Linked DNA regions of Homo sapiens: region 1 is linked to region 2. A link is a loop called in an ENCODE intact Hi-C map of the cell type or tissue named here. Cell type or tissue: PC-3. All regions are shown on one strand. Each heading gives the region's core, and the rest is flanking DNA. Links, peaks and the distances in the headings are about the cores only. Region 1 overlaps ZNF385B (zinc finger protein 385B). Region 2 overlaps ZNF385B (zinc finger protein 385B).

Region 1 (7,413 bases), core at 2,915-5,414, 240 kb before region 2:
TATTATGTATTCATAATAATTTTAAAAATATTTTTTTAAAAAAATAAAACATTTTAAAAACAATAAGATACCCAGTTAAACTTGAATTTCAGATAAACAAAAATAATTTTTAGTTTAAATGTGTCCAATGAACACCTCTCATAAGGCCCAGTATATGTGATATACTGAAAAATTACTTGTTTTTGCTCTGAAATTCACATTTAGTTGGACATCCTATATTTTACCTGGCAATACTAGACTCATTGAAACTTCAGTACTTTTTAGTAAGTAGAGATATGCGATGAGGAAAATAAATTTCTTGAGCTGCTATTCACCTTGTATTTAGGATACAACTTTCATCAGGATGTGAGGTTCTGTGTGTTTTTGTTCCTCGGAGTTTCTCCAGTATCTAGATCACTCATAGCATTTGGTAAATATTTATTGAATGAGACAGTGAAATGGTAATGGTTAAAATATTGTGGCATGCAGGATGCTTAACATAATAAACAACAGAACTGACATTTAGATATTTCTTCTTAAAGAATATTCTCTGGGGCTCATATTTCATTTTTTTTATCAGAGCAGATCTTGGGTGAACTTCTCAAGAATGTTCACTGTAACATAAATGATACAAAGGATAGATTTTGAAAATGAACTTTTGAGTTCGTTTTCATAGGGTTTGAAAGTTCTGGATGACTAGTTTATTAGAATTACAAGATTAATTCTTAGGACTTTAATTGATTAATAACCTAAGGATTTAAGATGTGGCATATAGCACAAATCAATGTGATTTGGGATGTATTTCTAAAAAGAAAAAACAAAACAGTTCAGAACTCATTTTTCACCAAAGGGAAACATGACAGAGGTGCTGATAGCTGGAGCCTTGTCACTGCCTCCCTGCCAGCAAGGTAGGTGCAGATGGAGTAGATCAGAGTCATCTTCACCTTCCTCTAGATCTAAATCAGTGTTCAGGAAACTGATCGAGTGCACCCAGATTCAAGCACCTTTGATAAAACCATAATCTTGTAAGAATTCTTAAACTGAGACTTGTGGCAGAAAAGGATTTGGTGAAGTGCACGAATAATTACAACTGTCATTTGTTAAGGATTTACTGTGAGCAAGCATGATTTCATTTAATTTCATAAGACTCCTGCGAAGAAGGTGTGACCCCATATTTCAGATGAGAAAACTGAGGCATAGAAAAATGAAGTGACTTGACATAGTAAGTGGTGAAAATGGAATTTGACCCTAAGTTTCTTTCTATGCTACAACACTGCATATCAACTAATTCTTAGAATAATACAGTCCTGCAAAATATTGCCTTATTTTTAAAAAATCAGCAATTGAACACAATTACAATTGGCCCTTGAACAGCATGATTTTGAACTGCATAGTCCACTTATACATGGCTTTTTCCAACCAAATGCAGATCAAAATACAGTATTAATGGGATATAAAACCTGCATATGAGGAGGACCAACTTTCCTTATATACAAGTTCTGCAGGGCCAACTGTGAGACTTGAGTATGCACAGACGTGAATGGTCCTGGAAGCAATCCCCTATTTATACTGAGGGACTACTGTACAATTAGATCACTTTTCCGTGAAGCTAGCTCCGAGTTCACATGAAGATAATAAGCATCCTCTAACCCAAGGTCATCAGTCCAGTATCTCAGTTCTCTCTCTTTTTTTTCCCCTCTGTCATCTCTAGGAAGGCGACACACTCCCTCTGCATTTTCTCATTGTGCCGTTATCATCTTACCTGGGTCTATCAGCTGGTGCCTGGGCAAGCAACAGATGGTATATTCAAATAGAGTAATTGAAGAGAGTTTAATGAAGTTAATATTTTCTAAGGTATGGGCAGAGTTAGGAGAACCAATGGAAGAGTGAAGAACCAGAGACTAGCAATGCTGGAATCAATTATTGTTCCTAGACTCTGACGTTACTAGAAGACAAAGAGAGCTTTAGCTATAGGAGAGAGAAAACCAACAGGTAAGGAGCTGCTGTCTTCCAGGAAAGGATACAGCTAATTCATTGACATCAGGAAAGTGTAGAACCAAAGTCTGGGATAAAAACAAATAAACACACACACACACACACACACACACACACACACACACACACATGCCCCTGCCCTCACGCTCTTCTTCATGTAGTCTTGTCTTTTGCTGGTGGCTAACATTAATGGAACTCAATGAGAAACCAGAGCAGAAAGGAGGCACTGATGTAGTCAGTCTCCTGGGCACAGTGCAGGGTGAGGAATGGGGAATATTCGATCTAGAAGGGCAAATGGAAAATATCCATTGCATAGAGCTTCACTGCCATGGTCCTGTAGACCAATAAGCTTACCTTCCTTTCTCCTACACTCTTGTTTTCCATGTTCCCTTCCTTTTCTCTCCCAAGTTCTCTCTCCTGCAGTTGTCCCTCCATGCGCTGCTCTGCACGAGGGCCATTAGTGCTCTGTCCTTCACTTAAGTGATGTTAGCCCAATACTGGACTGAGTGTCCACAAAGCTTCAGGTTCTTTCCAACTCTGTTCTTAAGTCCATGCAGAGATGCATATGCATATGCTGTGGCAGTTCTCACTAGGAGCCCCCTCCACCATCACCTAATTCCTTGGTTCTCGGCTTTTACCCGTAAAGCTTTTCTTCCTTGTCATAACCATTGGCAGACTGTTTATCTGCCTCAGCATACCCTAGAGTGTTAGAGTCCTAAAGGTGTTTCCCTCCAATAGCCACACTCCTAGGAAATTAAGTAGACTCTGTCTCCATGGCAGTCCTGATTTCCTACATTTCATTTTAAAACTACATTTATTTTATTATGCACTGAAGTATTATTGACACATCATCCTCTAAATATAGATCTCACTGCGGTTAGAGGCAATGTCATACACTTCTGCTCATCACCAAAAGCCCAGGAAGAGTTCTCTTCCCATACAAATATTCAACATATTTCTTTAGGTTGATTGTTACAATAAATGCAAGAATTCAGAATGATAATATATTTTTAAAACCTAGTCTTTTTAAATAATTGACGATAAAATTGTATGTATTTATCATGGTTACCAGGGTCTAGGGCAATTGGTAGGGGTTGGGAAGATGTTGGTCAAAGTATACAAAATTTCAGTTACAGAGGAGGAGTACATTCAAGAGATCTATTGTACAACATGGTAACTATAATTAATAACAATGTATTGTATCCTCAAAAAATGCTAGAGGGTCGATATTAAGTGTCCTGTGACATTTCTGTCCCAGGAACAGTGGAAGTCCCTCTGCCTTTAACTTATTGCCCAGTAGTATCCAGGACACATTTGGCACAGCCTCAGAGCATTGGCACTCAAAGGAGATAGTTCAACAATGAAAGGCTTGTCTTTCTTCTTTCTTTCTGTTTTTGTTGTTGTTGTTGTTGTTGTTGTTGTTTTGCAGGGGGACAGGGTGGGGTTGTGGGGTGGTCTCACTTTGTTGCCCAGGCTGGTCTTGAACTTCTGGGCTCAAGAGATCCTCTCGCCTCAGCCTCCCAAGTAGCTGGGATTTCAGATGGGCACTACTGCTCCTGGAAGCTCTTTTTAAAAATAAAGGTTTTTACTTACTTTCCTTGAATATTCTGAAAAGGATCCATAACCCCCCACTCCAAACTTTGTACTTCCCTAAACTTCTGTGTACATCCCTTAAATCCTTAGGCATCTTTTCTCTAATTGTCCCCAAGCCCCTTCCCCACCTCTAACTCATATACCTGCTTTCTTTCTACTCTTCCCTCTTTCTTTCATTTCTAGACCACAGAAGTCCTGGAGAACTTGCCAGGCAACAAAACCCTCCTTGAGGGTAGAAAAGGGACAGAAACTGAGCTGGCAGAGTCAGAGTCCCAGTTTGTAGCTAGAGGATTAGAAAGACCACCCTAATGTTCAAACCAAATCTATGGGGTAGATGGTACTATCTCCAGCTTATAAATGAAGAAGTTGAAATACAGAGCCATGATTTGAACTAATTATGACTCCAGTATGTGCCATTTTCATGAATAATAGCAATATAGTAGCTTCTAGTAATTGAACAAATACTTTCACTAGTCCTGTGCTATCATGCATGTTTCATTTTAAATTTTCACATAAACCCCATGAGGTAGTAGTATTGTTACTACTATTTTATGCATGAAGATACTAAGGTATGGAAAAATTTTGACACTTTGTTGGCCACACAGATGGTGTGCTTCAGAGCCACAACTTGAACTAAGGCCTATCTTACTCCAGATCTGACTCCAAATCACTGCTCAATGTTCCCATGATACCCGCTTTATGATATTACATACTAGGAACATAGGGATAATATAGTAGCTCCTTTTTCATCCCCTGGATAATTCTAGATAATTCACTGGGGTTGGGGGATATTTTTAAGAGGTGAGAAAAAATCAGTGTGGTAGGTCCTACTGAGCTATAGCTTGAAGTAATGCAAGCCAGTTAGTCATACAACAAAGTCCATGCCCATAATTGAAATAGAGAAATTTGGAGTTTATAATGTGAATGAAGAGAATCAGAAATAGCAGATGAGTCTGTGGACCTGGAACTAGAAGAAAAATTACAAAATGTAGATTCCTCAAGTTGATGTTTATCAGTTAGCCCATTCTCAGATTTGGAAGAGGTTGAAGATTCACAATATTCCTTTAAAGATCATCTAGTAATAGTCGTCTTCCCCCTGGAGAGTTTCCCAGTTGTGTGGATCATTTCCTCCATGATTGGCTCCTGTTTTGTGCTGGACTGCACTCAAGCACCCATGGGTATTCTTGACAGCTCTTAGTCACACCAAATAATATCAGAGTAGAAGGTAAGGAAGTATACTGCATTCAGTTGAAAATATGGCTGTGATAATTTTGTGGAAGATGAGTCATGACACTGAAATTAGCCTACTAATTCTGAAGTGAATAAAATATGAAGATATTTTGAAAAAAAAAAAAACAGTACAAATTTTGGCTAGGCTAGTCAGTTACCTCGAGAGAATTGACACACACACAAAAGTTGTGAAATAAATCTCAGGAGCCCACAGATGAACTGTGCTGTAGAGTTCAGGTAATTTTCTAAGATATGTATTTCTAAACAAAATTTCAATTTTTTTAGTTGAAAGGTATTCAGTTTTTAGTAGATTAAGATAATTTTTAGTGTTAAAATAGAAATACTTTTTAGCTGATTTCTCACAAGATTCATGGAGCATTCAGGTTTTCTCTCCTGATTTTAGGAGCGAAGAGGTTGAAGGAACCATGCTTTTGGGATCATGGAAAGGTATACTAAATCATAAACTCAAAACATTGTCCTAACTGCCGACCAGTCATTCACATTGTTTACCCTTCTGCCTGTCCTACCACCTAACTTTACAGGTGAAGGAAGTGAGACTCAGGGACATAGTGTATAAAAGAGCACATGGTAGAACCCAGATCTCCTTCAGCCTTCCTTTCCCCAAGCCAATTTCTAATGTAAATCCTCCCCTTTCCAGGCTAACGTCTCTTTTCAATGTCAATTTTATTGAATTTTTATAACATCGTAGGCACTGTGGCAAGCACTTAGAATATAGAGAGCATGGAGTGCTCCAGAAGCTCACAATATGGGGCAGTTGTTTTTAAGAACAGCCCAAAGACCACAGCTCAGTGACACTGGGGCTGCTTATAATATAGAGGCCTAAGGAATCAGCACCTATGGAGAGGTTGTCCCTCACTACAGCTGTTAAAGGGGACACAGCAACATGAACAACTGATGGTTAGTGCTCAAGTAAAGGGAGGGAAATATGTTTATATAAATGGATTTGTAAACTCTTCCTGTCATGTTAGCTGAAGGTTTTTTTATGACCCTTGATTCAAGTGGGCAAATGAAAGAAAGCATGTATCTGAAAGGAGCAGTGGTGCTGAAAGGGAAGAAGGGAAAATAGAGAGGAGGTGGTCTCCACTCCCTTCCCAATTAATAGAAGGCAGCCAGGTCAGAGCCTTCCATATCATCTTTACACTGGGTCTTATTGGCCTTTGATGCCAGCTAATGTGGAACATATATGTGATGGTGTGTGTAGTCCATCCTGGTTATCAACTTTTTATTAGGAATCTACCAGACCTATCTTTGCTAAATATGGTTTGCTCTTCAAAATCATGTAATGTTTAGCATCAGAGGGTGATTAAGTTGTAGGTACACAGGCTAAGCCTAGCAAATGAGAAGTGGGAACTGACTTTTTTTATTTTTTTTTTTAGCACTTTCTGTGTCAGGCCCTGTGCTGGGCACTTAAAATGTAGCATTTATCAATAGGCAGTAAAAAATTGTGCTGTCTGTACAGTCAGGATGATAGCAGTTACTATACTCCATCTATAGTCCATGAATGGGTATTGACTTCCATTTCTCCTTCCTAATGATTATATAACTATTGCACTTTTAATTAGGAGGGCAGTGATGCTGATACCAAGAAATTCAATGCAATGAACTTTTTATTATTAGAGATAAAAATTAAACCTCAATTCCTTTGGCCTTTTAATTGTTAACTATGGAATCAGTCAAATGTGGAGGCTGAAGAAGCATCAAGGGATAATGTAATTGCAACACTTCAAACAATTGTATCTGTCTGGAGAATGAAGATTGATGATCTGGAAAATAGATCTCATTGTTTCAGTAGTAGAGTTATGGGTTTTGCCAGTGGCTATTAAGAGAGCCTCTCTAAGAAACTTTTTACCGAAAGAAAAAAAGTGATACTTGTTAAATGAAGAAAATTTAATTCAGCCACTTTTCATTAAGCAAGGCCAGAAACTCTAATTCCCAAGTTCATAGTTGATGAAAGGCCCCAAAGCAGTAATTACCCATTTTTCAAGTTTCTTGATAGAAAACTCTTCAATTAGATATAGACAAGGGGAAAATTATAGTATAAGGCAGAGTATTTTGTCCTTTCTAAAGAGCACTAGGAAAATACAGACAAATCTAACAACGTTAAGACATAATTATTTTAAATAAGTTAAGCACTTTGAATTATCTTAAAAGATGTTATATTATTTTCAGTATTGCTATTTCACTTAAAGTGCCTAAAATTTTAGCTCAGAAAGTAAACTTGCATTCAGTGTTCATGTATGTTTCCTAAATCCTCGGAGAGGGTAGGTTGCCTTGGGTGTCTTTGGACATTCCTTGGGGAAATAGGTTATTGTGGATGAACTAGGTAGGGTTTGCTGTTCAAAGTCCCAGTGAACGTTGGAAGTGTGATTCGGTATGTCACGATGTTAGGAATATTGATTAGTTGTCTCACTTGTTGGTTCTAATATCACTTGACAAGCATCATTTGCACAATAATGATTTTTTTCTTCCTTCCTCATTCATAAATAAGGTAGATGTGAGTGTAAATTATTGACTTGGTATAAGCCTATGGACAATCATGGATTAATATGTGTAAGAGGAAATGCCTTCCTCTTTGTTAAACCACATAATGGTAGC
Region 2 (7,413 bases), core at 1,864-4,363:
TCCAGCTTCATCCATGTCCCTGCAAAGGACATGAACTCATCACTTTTTATGGCTGCATAGTATTCCATGGTGTATATGTGCCACATTTTCTTAATCCAGTCTATCATTGTTGGACATTTAGGTTGGTTCCAAGTCTTTGCTATTGTGAATAGTGCCACAATAAACATACATGTGCATATGTCTTTATAGCAGCATGATTTATAATCCTTTGGGTATATACCCAGTAATAGGATGGCTGGGTCAAATGGTATTTCTAGTTCTAGATCCCTGAGGAATCGCCACACTGACTTCCACAATGGTTGAACTAGTTTACAGTCCCACCAACAGTGTAAAAGTGTTCCTATTTCTCCACATCCTCTCCAGCACCTGTTGTTTCCTGACTTTTTAATGATCGCCATTCTAACTGGTGTGAGATGGTATCTCACTGTGGTTTTGATTTGCATTTCTCTGATGGCCAGTGATGATGAGCATTTTTTCATTTGTCTTTTGGCTGTATAAATGTCTTCTTTTGAGAAGTGTCTGTTCATATCCTTCGCCCACTTTTTGATGGGGTTGTTTGTTTTTTTGTAAATTTGTTGGAGTTCGTTGTAGATTCTGGATATTAGCCCTTTGTCAGATGAGTAGGTTGCAAATATTTTCTCCCATTCTGTAGGTTGCCTGTTCGCTCTGATGGTAGTTTCTTTTGCTGTGCAGAAGCTCTTGAGTTTAATTAGATCCCATTTGTCAATTTTGGCTTTTGTTGCCATTGCTTTTGGTGTTTTAGACATGAAGTCCTTGCCCATGCCTATGTCCTGAATGGTATTGCCTAGGTTTTCTTCTAGGGTTTTTATGGTTTTAGGTCTAACATTTAAGTCTTTAATCCATCTTGAATTAATTTTTGTATAAGGTGTAAGGAAGGGATCCAGTTTCAGCTTTCTACATATGGCTAGCCAGTTTTCCCAGCACCATTTATTAAATAGGGAATCATTTCCCCATTTCTTGTTTTTGTCAGGTTTGTCAAAGATCAGATGGTTGTAGATATGCGGCATTATTTCTGAGGGCTCTGTTCTGTTCCATTGGTCTATATCTCTGTTTTGGTACCAGTACCATGCTGTTTTGGTTACTGTAGCCTTGTGGTATAGTTTGAAGTCAGGTAGCATGATGCCTCCAGCTTTGTTCTTTTGGCTTAGGATTGACTTGGCGATGCGGGCTCTTTTTTGGTTCCATGTGAACTTTAAAGTAGTATTTTCCAATTCTGTGAAGAAAGTCATTGGTAGCTCGATGGGGATGGCATTGAATCTATAAATTACCTTGGGCAGTATGGCCATTTTCACGATATTGATTCTTCCTACCCATGAGCATGGAATGTTCTTCCATTTGTTTGTATCCTCTTTTATTTCATTGAGCAGTGGTTTCTAGTTCTCCTTGAAGAGGTCCTTCATGTCCCTTGTAAGTTGGATTCCTAGGTATTTTATTCTCTTTGAAGCAATTGTGAATGGGAGTTCACTAATGATTTGGCTCTCTGTTTGTCTGTTATTGGTGTATAAGAATGCTTGTGATTTTTGCACATTGATTTTGTATCCTGAGACTTTGCTGAAGTTACCTATCAGCTTAAGGAGATTTTGGGCTGAGACGATGGCCTTCTCACTCATTTTCAACCCTATTCTATGCTTATCCAAATCTGACCTTCGAAACCTTAAAAATGTCACTTCTTTAATGAAAAATGTCTCATTCTTCCCAAGCGGAAGTAATCATTTTCTGCTCTATGCTCTCACGCCTCTTACCAGTTTCTGTTGTAAATTAGAGATCTTTGAATGACTGTCTCATTTCCTCCTGCTATGCTGTAATTTTCTTATAGTCCATACTTACTTTATTTACTATTCTCTTTAGTGTCTAGCACATTGTCAGCAATTAACATATTGTTAATATGTACTTGTTAATTCATAAATTACCCCTTTGAAAACAAGATATGAAAAGGAAATCTTTTTCTTAAAGAAATAGGAACATAGAGAAAATATATAATTTTATACATGTTCTCAATATAACCTAAATCAAATGATTGTTGAGCAGGATAGATATTTTCACTTACGCCAAATAAATATACTTTAAAAACTAACCTACAATTGTAAAACAAAGCAACTGCTATTTCACATCTAGGGTGACTGTTGTGTACTTTTATATCACTAGTGATATATTAAGTCCTCCTTTTGTGCTGAAATATTAGTGTACCACAGACTGATCAGTTAGAGAAAACATCATGCTCATTTATGCCACTTACTAATCTGTGGGACATTATTTAATTTTGAAAAGGCTCAGTTTCCTCATCTTTAAGATAGGAATAATCATTTTGAGCCTTACCTATTTCACAAGTTTTCTGTGAGAGCTAATAAGACAATGTAAGTGATAGCACTTTGTAAACTGTAAAGTTCTATATAAATTTAAGGGTTTATGAGGGACATTAGTATAAGGGACATTATTAGTAATATGAGAGAATGCTGTCAATGGCTGAAACAGATCAGATTCTTTTAGATCAAATTCATATGAAATGCTTGAAGCAAGGAAAGATTTTAGTATGTAATAACTTTAATTTTCATCGCAAGAAACTGAGTAATTCCAAATATTAAGATTACTGAATTATTTTGCTGCTTTATGAGTTCTGTAAGATTGCAAATTCAATCTGAGGGATCCTTATAGATGAGAGGGTTCCAGGCCTAAAATATTATCCAATCTAATTTGCTGACTATTACCAATTAGGAAGAATCATTTTATGTCCTTCTCTCACACTATACAGGTCAGTTTAATAAAAGTCTAAGAGCTTTTCCATCATATTTTTTGTCATCCTGAAGTTTTAGTACAGTCACTGAAAGGGAATATGGAATGTGCAACCTAAGAATAAAAAAGAATCTCAGTATTCATTTATTCTAAGTAAACCCAGATTTGGAATCCCTCCATAGCACCCTCTAGCTGTGTCTAGTCTCAACCTGAATGGATCCAACTCAAAAAAAAAAAAAAGGATGGAAATCAACTGCTGATTCCTAAATCAATTTGGCTTTTCTTTATGTAATATTTTAGTAGAAATATGATCTCCCATCATTTGCAATGTGTTCTAAAAGCTTAGGTTTACCCATATACAGAACCTTGTAACATACACACAGAAACACACACCACATTGCTGTTGCCTAGTCTCTCCTTCCCTCTTAGTCTTCTAGGCCAATGGTATACAATTCCAAATTAGCTAAGGCAATTAGCAAATATATTCTCAGATTTAATTCCCTTTCTCTCTTTATGAGAGTTAATCAGCATATCTATAGACATTTTCTAAGAGTACCAGCTCTACTAGGATTAAATGTGTGATGGATTTTGCTGTTGCTTACAAAGCCCCAGTTTGTTTCCCAAAGGAGTCACTGAACAGAGCCTGTCTTGAATAGCAAATGAACTTCAATGAGTTAGATTCTGTTAAAGTCACTCTAACTCTCATAGCCTGCACATGGGCCTTGAGGATTATAAGCATTTAATAGCTACATGATCAAACTGCCAAAATGTCTTTAAATGACTTGGCTAATCTTCATATTGTGCTTATGGTTAATGTCATTATTTAAAACTTTTGATTTAGACTGGTGGTAATTAATAAAGATAATGAATGGAAGCTTGGTCTCTTATATTTTGGATAAATTGCATTGCCATCCACAGAGCAGCAAAAACTTAACTAATCATAATCAAAATTAACCATGTTTCTTCTATCCCACAATCCACAGTTAAAATTTTAACTTGGTATAAAAATTAAGTTTAACTTATCTCTGTCATAATTAAACATAAGTAGTCAAATGAAACTAACATGGCCTAATGGCTTCTTTCATGTTACCTTCATATCATGTAATTGTATCAGAGGGAAGGTGGTTTTGTTTAATAATAAATATTTCCTTGTAGAGTAATTTATGACTCAAGGATTTCAGACAGAAAGTTACCTGCTCCAACTGGGAGAACAAAGTCATTTTTCATAAGTCATCCTTATCTTGGGATGACCTAATATGGAAACTGATGGCATAGTGTTCTGTTTGATTTAAACATAGAGGTTGATTTAACCTCTATAAACTGAAATCTATGCTGCAATAAAAACTTCACATAAGAATCAAATTTCTATTTTTAATTCATCTATGGTGATTTATCTTTGTTTATATGATATATGAGGCTTCAATAAGATCTCTCTGTGTTTCTCTTAGAAGATAAAGGGAAGTTAAAAGCCAGCAGTTCCAGTCAGCCATCAAGCTCTGAAAGTGGCTCATTTCTCCTCAAATCTGGCACAACACCCCTGCCACCTGGAGCAGCCACTTCTCCCTCCAAGAGCACAAATGGAGCTCCCGGTACTGTTGTTGAATCAGAAGAAGAAAAAGCCAAAAAATTACTTTATTGTTCACTATGCAAAGTGGCTGTGAACTCCCTGTCACAGCTAGAGGCACACAACACAGGTTAGCAGCTATCTTTTGCATTTAAATAATGTTTATAACAAAACCCAACTTTTCCCATCAGAATACCATATCTTTTGTTGTTCAGACCTTAGGTTTGTTCCATGCTTCTCTACTTTTTTGATTCAAAGGAGTGATTTTAGAAAAGTATGATCATATGACTTTGGAACTAGCAAGACAAAAGCAGTTTGGAGATCAAACTTGTTCTATTCTTTATTTTCTTAAAAACATCTAATACTGTCCAAAACTCATTTTGATGAAGTGACAAAGATGAAGATAAATATTTATGCACAGTGTTCACTGCAATACACTTAAAAGAGAAAAAAATGGAAACAACCTAAAGCCCACCAGTAGGGAAATACTGAATATAGTAACCCAATATGATACATGTTAATCAGCCATTAAAACATAATGATCAGAAAATATGTACATGATTTGCTATGTGAAATTTTCAGGATATTTAATTAGTATGATCCCCATTATGAAAACTGTTTTTAGTACATTAAAAAAAAGAAACTGACAAGAAATACCCTAGAATGATAATAGTGGTTACCTCTGAGTAGTGAAAATATGAGTCATCTTTATTTCCTTATGTTTCTGTATATTTTCTTTATTATATACGCTTACATTTTTCCATTTTTTACAATAACGTGTTAAATTTAAAATCAGCATTAAAGTGATCATTTTTAAAAAAGCATTGGGAATTTTAGCCTGCAGGTAAACTTCTCAAGGATAAGAAAACAAAGAGCTTTATATAATTCTTGGATAGCTATTTAATATGTGTCTCTTTCTGTCTTAGGATCTAAACACAAGACCATGGTTGAAGCTCGTAATGGGGCTGGTCCAATTAAATCCTATCCTAGACCTGGATCAAGATTAAAGATGCAGAATGGCAGTAAGGGGTCAGGACTACAGAACAAGACATTTCATTGTGAAATCTGTGATGTTCATGTTAATTCAGAAATTCAACTCAAACAGGTAACGTATCCTGAATTAGTAAACATTATTGTTTTAGGTCACCACTTGACTGTGTATCTTCTCATCTATAGAATGGTTTTTACTGTGCTCACAGTTAAGTTGACTAACTTTTGTAGGATGCAGACAATATGCAACATATAGGTGCTAACATGGAAGAAAAAGTCAGTATGAAATATTTGAGCATCTACTGTTACTATATGTCAGGTTCCAGGCTAGATGTTGGAGAGATAGGAACAGTAGTCACTGGAGCCTACAGTTGAGCAGGAGCTTCTGGTAAGGTAAGATGTTAAGCCTATCTTCCAAAGGCTCAAAATCTGATTAGAGAGACTCATCAGTAACAGTGGTAATACCAGGCAAAATCTGATAAGGGCTATAGAGAACAGGAGGGGGACAGAGGGGCATTACAATTGAGGGAGGACTAAGTCTTAATTTAGAAATCATAATGATTTTACCCACACCATCGTGGAACTATGGACCTAGAGTTGGCAATGGAGAAAATAGCTACCTAGAAATACGTTTTACATGGAATAAGACTCACATTTCAGTCCAGCTAATGCATCAAACTTTTTCAGCACATTTCTAGCCGAAGGCATAAAGATCGAGTTGCAGGGAAACCACTGAAGCCAAAATACAGCCCTTACAACAAACTCCAGCGGAGCCCGAGTATTCTAGCAGTAAGTTTACCTCACCTGCTCACCTGTTTTGTGGGGCAGCCTTGCTGGGTTGGGCAGCCATTGTGGGCAAGGAGGGCATAGAGTCTAATGTCATGAAAGGTTTCAAATTTAAATAGCCCTCATAGACAGAAGTTTTAGAATGAACTGCTTAGTTCCTGCTATAGGGCAACTTACTTAGAAAACAGAAACTGAACCTCTTTAAGAGCTAATATTTTACTCTTTACCAAGTTGTTTTCAAAAGACTATCCTCTTTAGCATATAAAGTAAAGGCTCAAGAACAAGGACAAGTGATGCCTAAGGAATCCTGGAATGCTGAACCTGGAAAGAGGGATTTCTTTCATAAAACAAAAATCCATCCATTTAATTTAATATCCTCATGCTTTCTGTTTTTTATTATTATTATTATTTGGCATGAGAAGGTAAAGCGGTGTCTGTATCGTGTGCTCTCTCCATTCTAGCAGGCATGTTGGTAATTAGCCTGTTTTATCTGCTCTCAATATGTGCTATTTTCAGTGTCTTTGCAAAAACACCTAGGGACTCCAGCAATAAGTGTCATATAAATACCAAGATGGATAGATTTCACAATCTCCCTGGGACTGGGCCCAGTGCAGTGTTCAGTCTGAGGATGAAGCTGAGCTTGTCCAGCTGGAGGCAATTCTGAGATTACCTTCCAGCTTCTCCAAAGCCTCTGTCTGATGCTGCAAGCAGGTGTTACCTGCATTAAGCAAATCCAGCTTGCAATGCTCCTCCTGATTGCAAGAGAGAGAAATTAAGGATTGATTTCTTCACAGGAGGATTCCATCCTGGCATTCCGTTAAATAGAGAGTTTCTACCCACTTACAATCATTCTCAACAACAGAAATTTGATTTAGCTGTGATTTTTCAAGGACTACTCATTAAGTAGCCAGTGAGAGAGGTGTGAACTGACTGTTTTCTTGACTCTTCAGGGTCCCTAAAGTCCTGAACTCATTACCTAACCTCAATGCAGCTTATCTAAGAGAAGGGAAGGATCACACTTATTCTCAAAAAACAAAACAAAAGTCTCTAGGTCTCGTCATGGTTTAAGACAAGCCTGAATTTTGCATTGAACTTCATCATCTAAGCAGGAAACTTCTGGGCATGTTTTTTTTCCTGGTGAGCAGCAGCATAAAATAGCTTTAGAATTTATTCAGAGGCCTTTCCCTGTGCCCTAGCACACAGGAGCAAAGACCACCAAATAAAAGAAAGCTATGCCATGAGCCACTGAAACCAGCATTGTGAAAATAATGATTTCTTGACTTCTGAGAGTGAAGATTTTCAAAATTTAAGACTTCTTAATG

The links. A loop is a pair of places that touch in the nucleus more often than their neighbours do. Peaks named below come from ENCODE experiments on the same cell type or tissue, not always from the same donor. Only the 100,000 strongest peaks of a DNase experiment are listed, where the experiment ranks them.
Region 1: it touches region 2 in a loop (2.6-fold over the local background); 1 of 110 quality-filtered maps calls a loop at or near these places.

The regions. Positions count from the first base shown.
Region 1 is chr2:179,684,475-179,691,887 of GRCh38, reverse strand. The region is part of intron 3 of ZNF385B (zinc finger protein 385B); the gene reads left to right. Among named protein-coding and RNA genes, the nearest start is that of MIR1258, 170 kb to the left of the region's middle. In PC-3, for the core only: no CTCF peak of the experiment used is centred there; no DNase peak of the experiment used is centred there.
Region 2 is chr2:179,443,557-179,450,969 of GRCh38, reverse strand. ZNF385B (zinc finger protein 385B) reads left to right here. Exons shown (of 10, transcript NM_152520.6): 7 at 4,200-4,445; 8 at 5,242-5,420; 9 at 5,993-6,094. Among named protein-coding and RNA genes, the nearest start is that of SESTD1, 180 kb to the right of the region's middle. In PC-3, for the core only: a CTCF peak has its summit at 2,932; a DNase peak (open chromatin) is centred at 3,959; H3K27ac peaks cover 1,179 bases.